2 separate regions of the Homo sapiens genome follow, and region 2 is linked to region 1. A link is a contact called in ENCODE Hi-C or POLR2A ChIA-PET data. All regions are on one chromosome and are shown on one strand. The core of a region is the stretch at or near the end of the contact, and the rest is flanking DNA. Distances in the headings are between cores, read along the strand shown.

What was found. A loop is a pair of places that touch in the nucleus more often than their neighbours do. ChIA-PET counts read pairs that join two places held with the same protein, here RNA polymerase II (POLR2A). Pooled maps may share reads with other maps.
Region 2: a pooled map shows a loop between it and region 1 (2.7-fold over the local background). The contact joins the promoter of IL4R here to the promoter of ARMC5 in region 1. A Hi-C loop is called at or near these places in 1 of 168 maps with a recorded cell type or tissue (sigmoid colon) and 4 of 50 pooled maps. POLR2A ChIA-PET finds 5 or more read pairs at or near these places in 1 of 52 experiments (activated CD4-positive, alpha-beta T cell).

The regions. Positions count from the first base shown.
Region 1 is chr16:31,458,087-31,460,809 of GRCh38, forward strand. It overlaps ARMC5 (armadillo repeat containing 5), which reads left to right and starts at 1,415. Exons shown (of 6, transcript NM_001105247.2): 1 at 1,415-1,913. The coding sequence starts at 1,439. RefSeq lists enhancers at 545-1,085, 1,084-1,423 and a silencer at 1,614-1,963.
Region 2 is chr16:27,312,576-27,315,298 of GRCh38, forward strand. IL4R (interleukin 4 receptor) reads left to right here and starts at 1,399. Exons shown (of 11, transcript NM_000418.4): 1 at 1,399-1,445. RefSeq lists an enhancer at 612-1,342 and silencers at 1,120-1,419, 1,440-1,649, 2,090-2,139.

The sequences.
Region 1 (2,723 bases), core at 165-2,664:
CAGGTGGGAGCTGTGGCCGAAGGTCTGGCCACACTCACCACCAAGCATCAGGTTTCCGGACTTTGTGACTGTGCTGGTGCCGCAGCAGATTCCAACTGTGCACAAAACTCTTACTACAAACAAGGCACTTAGAGGCCTTCTCACCCATGTGGAGCGCAGGTGCTGCAACAGGGTGGAGCCAAGGCTGAGACTCTTGCCGCAGTCCCCTCAGCGGTAAGGCTTTTAGCGGTGTGAGCGCGCTGGTGCTGGATCAGGTTGGAGCTGACGCTGAAAGTCTTACCACACTAGGCACAGGCATAGGGCCGAAGCGATGGTCACACTCGGGGCAGGAGTACGGCTTTTCACCGGTGTGTACCCAGTGGTGCTTAACCAGATCAGAGCCACATCGGAAGCTTCTGCCATAACCCGGACAACGGTAAGGCTTGTCACCAGAGGGGCTGCCTTGGTGGTGAATGAAGCCGGGGAGGCAGGCTGTGGTCAGTCCACATTTCCGGCACTCGCAGGTTTTGGGGCTTGTAGACGGTTGCTCTTGGCAAAGGCTTCTTCCTCCCCAGGGCTAGAGCCTGACCATTTTCCGGGCGGGCAGCTGCCCCGACCACACCAGGAAGGGCTGCTCAGGCGGAGCCACCTCGCAATCCAGGGGTGACCTGGGGGCTCCCCGGGACGCGAATGTCCCGCTCCCCCGCCGCCCCGCCCCGTCCGGATTCTCCCTCGCCTCTTCTGGCGCGGCCGACTGCGCTGCGAGTGAAGAACTCCCCGTTTCCTAGATGCCAGCTCCTGAGCTCACGAGCACGTCCAGAGCGGAGGACACTCGGGACACCGGGGTCCAGCTCCGGAAACGGAAAATTCCACAAGCCCGTCACTCTAGGAAGCGGCAGCGAACGTTCTCGGTAGGTTTAACCCTCTTCTTCCTCTGACCGAGCGAGGGCTCCCCGTCTGCGGCGCGGTCAGGACCCCGCACTTTCGGCCCGGCTCGGGGTTCTCGGAGTCCGTCCCAAGGCCGGGCCGCACCACCGCTGGGGGGCAGCGAAGCGAGCCTAGAGGAGAAAAGGCGGTCCCCGCCGAGTGCACGCCGGGGGCGGGGCACGGCACGAAGGCTCCGTGGTCGGACTTCTGGGCTGTTCGGAGGCCCTGGCCCACCTGGAGGGCCCTGGAAGAGTTTCCAGCGCTTCCCGAGGTAGGCGTGAGAAGCTCGACGCGGACCACATCTCCCTCATGCACCGCCCGCACGTCCCAGGATGCGCTGCGATTAAGGTACTGCCGCGCCTCGTGTGCAAGGACAGACTTCCGGGGTCGAGAACTACAACTTCCGACTTGCATCACTGCGGTGGCGCTAAACAGCGTCAGCGAGGCGGTGCCCGACGATTTCCCTGTCTTCCAGTTCCGCTCCCTGGGATCAGCGGCGAGAAGCGGGGCGGAGTCTGAGGCCCGAGCCAAGATGGCGGCTGCGAAGCCAACCCTCACGGACTCGCTCTCGTTCTGCCTCGCGCAGCTCGCGGCGGCGGCCGGGGAGGCTCTGGGTGGGGAAAAGGACCCAGCGACCAACGAGACACCCCTGAGCCGCGCGCTCCTAGCCCTCCGCACGCGCCACATCAAGGCAGCGGGGGGAATCGAGCGCTTCCGGGCACGCGGCGGGCTCCGCCCCCTACTCGCGCTGCTACGGCGAGCGGCTGCAGCGGGTTCCGCCCCGTCCCAGGCAGGCCCCGGCTCCGCCCCCTCGTCGGCCGCGTCGGGAGCTTCTAGCCCCGCCCCCGCGTCGGGCCCCGCCCCCTCCGCTGTGTCGTCGTCTAGTCCTACGCCGCCAGTGCGCCTGCGCAAGACGCTGGACTTGGCGCTCAGCATCCTAGCCGATTGCTGTACGGAAGGGGCGTGCCGGACCGAAGTGCGCAGACTCGGAGGCATACTCCCTTTGGGTAAGTGCTCCGCCCCCGTTTCCTAGAAAGATTAGGTTTGCAACTCCCTTGCTCTCTAGACCCGGGCAGTCTGGAGTTCTTTGTGTCCTATCCCGGAATAACGTGCTTTGTGATGGCGCATCGCTCCTGTTTCTCAATCTGTTGTGCCCCGTGACGTCACTGCACTCTCTATAGATGAGAGAGAGCCCTCCCAGACCAGATAATTGTAGCCATTATCTAGGAATTGGTTGTTGAGGACTTCTTTCGAAGCTGGACTAGCGGAGGCCAAAGAGTTATTTGGTGATTTTTTCAGATGATTCTTACCGTCCAGTTATGATGTTCATAGCAGACATTCAGTGCCCAACTATGTGTCCGGCCCTGTGCAAGGTTCTGAAGCCCCACTGATGAGCTGGAAGGTGTAGTGGTTCAGAAAGGGAGATCTGCAAAAGTCACCTAACCCCTCCGAGGCTAGGATTCCTTGTAAAATGGGGCAATAATAGCTACCTAAAAAAATCAGAGTGGGGAGAAAACGAAGTACAAATATGGCACGAATATGCAAATATTCTAAGCATGATACGTATTTCAAGTTATTAAAAACTAGCATAAGCTGGGTGCAGTGGTACGCGCCTGTAGTTCCAGCTATTTGGGAGGCTGAGGCGGGAGGATCCCTTGAGCCTAGGAGGTTGAGGCTGCAGTGAACAATGACTGCCTGTGAATAGCCACTGCATTCCAGCCTGGGCAACGTAACAAGACCTCGTATCTTAGAAAACCAAACAAATCAGTAGTCGCTTAGGAAGCAGGAAAAAATAAATAAAAATAATTAAAACCAGC
Region 2 (2,723 bases), core at 149-2,648, 4.1 Mb before region 1:
GAAGCCAACCCTCACCCTCCACCACAGCACTTGATCCCATTGGGCAGTCCTTGGCTTCCACCCTCAAACTGAGAGCTCCTTGAGGGCAGCAGGGGGTCAAATTACTCTCTGGGTTCTCAGCACTGCCCAGTGTGAGTCCAAATATCTCCCACCTCCCCTGTCTCCGCTCTTTCCTCACTCAGGGCTCCACAGCCATGCCGGCCTTCAGCAATTCCTCCTGCAGGCTGAGCTGGTTCCCACAGGGCCTTTGCACTAGCTCTTCCCTCTCCCTACACAAGTCTTCCCCCATAGGCTCTTCAGAGTCTCAGCTCAAATGGCCTCTACTCAAAAAGCCTCTTCCAGACCACCTGCCCCACTGGTCTAAGAGGTCCCTACTTTCTTCTTGGGCCCTCCTGACCTGAAATACTTTGTTGAGTGTTTTCCCCCCAGTCATCTGGCTGCATCCGGGTTCTTATGGTGTCCAGACGTTAATGGTCTATGGGGCCTGTGTTCGAATCCCAGCTCCACCCCTGCTCCTGCTTACCTGCAGAGTGATTCTGAGTTTCTTTCTTTTCTTTTTTAAAATTTTATAAATGTCAATTTTTGTAGATAGGGGTCTCGCTAACAGGGTTGCCCAGGCTGGTCTCGAACTATGGGGTTCAAGTGATCCTCCCGCCTCAGCTTCCCAAAGTGCTGGGATTACAGGCATGAGCCACTTTGCCCAACCCATTTTGAATTTCTTAAGGACTCTGTGCCTCAGTTTCCTGATTTGTAAAACCGGTGATAGTATCACTCCCTTATAGGGTAGTTGCCAGGATTGAACGAGTTAACATTTGCAGTGCCCGACAGATTGTACTAGTTACTGATTGAAGGGCTGTTTTACTATCCAAATGTGGCTGGAGTAGGAGTTGGGTAAACATTTATTGAAGAATGTGCAACCACTCTCACTTGGAAGCCGGGCTGTTAGGAAGGGGAGGAGGATTCCAGTCGCCCAGCCCTCCCCCACCAAACGCAACTGCCCCGGCGCAAAAGAGGCCGCGGAGGCCAGGCAGGAGCAGGTCCTGGAGGCCTGGTCGGCGTGGGCGTTTTATTCCGAGACCAAGGGGATCCACTGCAGAGTTCTCCGCTGGGCGTGACCTCGGGCTACGGCGTGGGAGGAAGCGCGCGGCAAGACACCCAGCGAGGTGCTGGGGTCGCCCCCAGGAGAGGACGGCGGCTCGGACTGTCCGGCGGCGGCGGCGGGGACAGCGACAGGGGCGCGAGGTGGCCGGGACCCGGGCCGGGCGCGCCGGGCGGGGCGGCGCATGCAAATCTGCCGGGCGCCGGGGCGGGGAGCAGGAAGCCGGGGCGGGCTGGGTCTCCGCGCCCAGGAAAGCCCCGCGCGGCGCGGGCCAGGGAAGGGCCACCCAGGGGTCCCCCACTTCCCGCTTGGGCGCCCGGACGGCGAATGGAGCAGGGGCGCGCAGGTAGGATCCGGGGCCCGCGCGCGGATCGGGTTGCGAAGGTATCGCCCGGGCACGCCGGCTGAGGGCGTTCGGGAAGGGCTCGGCCGCCGGCGGGGACCACGGGGACCACCCCGACTCCGAGCGGGGCCCGAGCCCGCGACTCTCGGTGCGCGCGGAGCAGCGCCCGGTTCCGTCCTTGCCGCCGAACGGCAGCGGAGGCGCGAGGCCCGGGGTACGTGGACACCCAGCGCTCCCCAAAGCCGGTGCTGGCAGTGAGACCTCCGCCGGGACGGCCTGCGGGGGTGGGGGGCTTGGGGTTAGGCTGTCGGAGGCCACGCAGCCCCTCTTCTCCGGGCAGTGGCGCCCAGCCCTGCGCTCAGGAAGTCAGTGAGGACTTCGGAGAGAGAAAGGGTGGGGAAAGTTCTGAGAACTGTAAATTTGAGTAGTAGGTCAGTGAATCGGGGCGGTCTCCGCCTCCGAATATCAGATGGACCCAATAATCGCGATCATTGACTGGGACTTGTTTTACTGAAAGGATGCCAAGTGAAACCTCCCACTAACTTCTCTGTGGCCGGTGCTGTGCGTCATGGACATTGTACAGATGAGGTCACCAAGACCCCAGCCGCTTTAGTAACTTGCCCTAAGGTGCCGCCCACTTGGGAGTCCGTGGGGCAGCAGGACTAGAGCCCAGGCAATCCCACGCCAGAGCCAGCTGCTCTCCATCTCTCAATCACGTTTGAGGAGCCCCCACAATAACCAGAATCTCCGGGAGATTTGCTTAAAATGCAGATTCCCAGGTCCTTGCCCTGAGATTCAGATTCAGTAAACCCAGGAATCTGATCTTTATTTTATTTTTAAAAATTTATTTTATAAAGATGGTGTCTCACTATGTTGTCCAGGCTGGCCTCAAGTGATCCTCCCACCTCGGCCTCCCAAAATGCTGGGATGACAGGTGTGAGCCACTGAGCCCTGATTTTTTTTTTAAACAAAATCTGGATTTCTTAGACTTAAGCAAGATAGGGGACCACTAGTTTGTCTGCTTCTGGGGTTCAAGGAATGCCCCCAGGCCAGCGCTAACCCTGCTCCAGTTCTAGTCTCTCCCCTTCCCCAGCCCTCTGGGAGGCATGACCCACTGCACTTCCCTGCCCCCAGTAGCCTATGAGGAGCCCAAGGCATTTGCTGGGACCTCAGTGCCTTTATCAAAATCCCAAAGTCCAATGGGGAAACAGGCTCAGGTGTAGGTTTGGCCAGGGTGTCCTGCACATTAGGGCATTCCAGGGTCCTGCAGGGGTTTCTTAG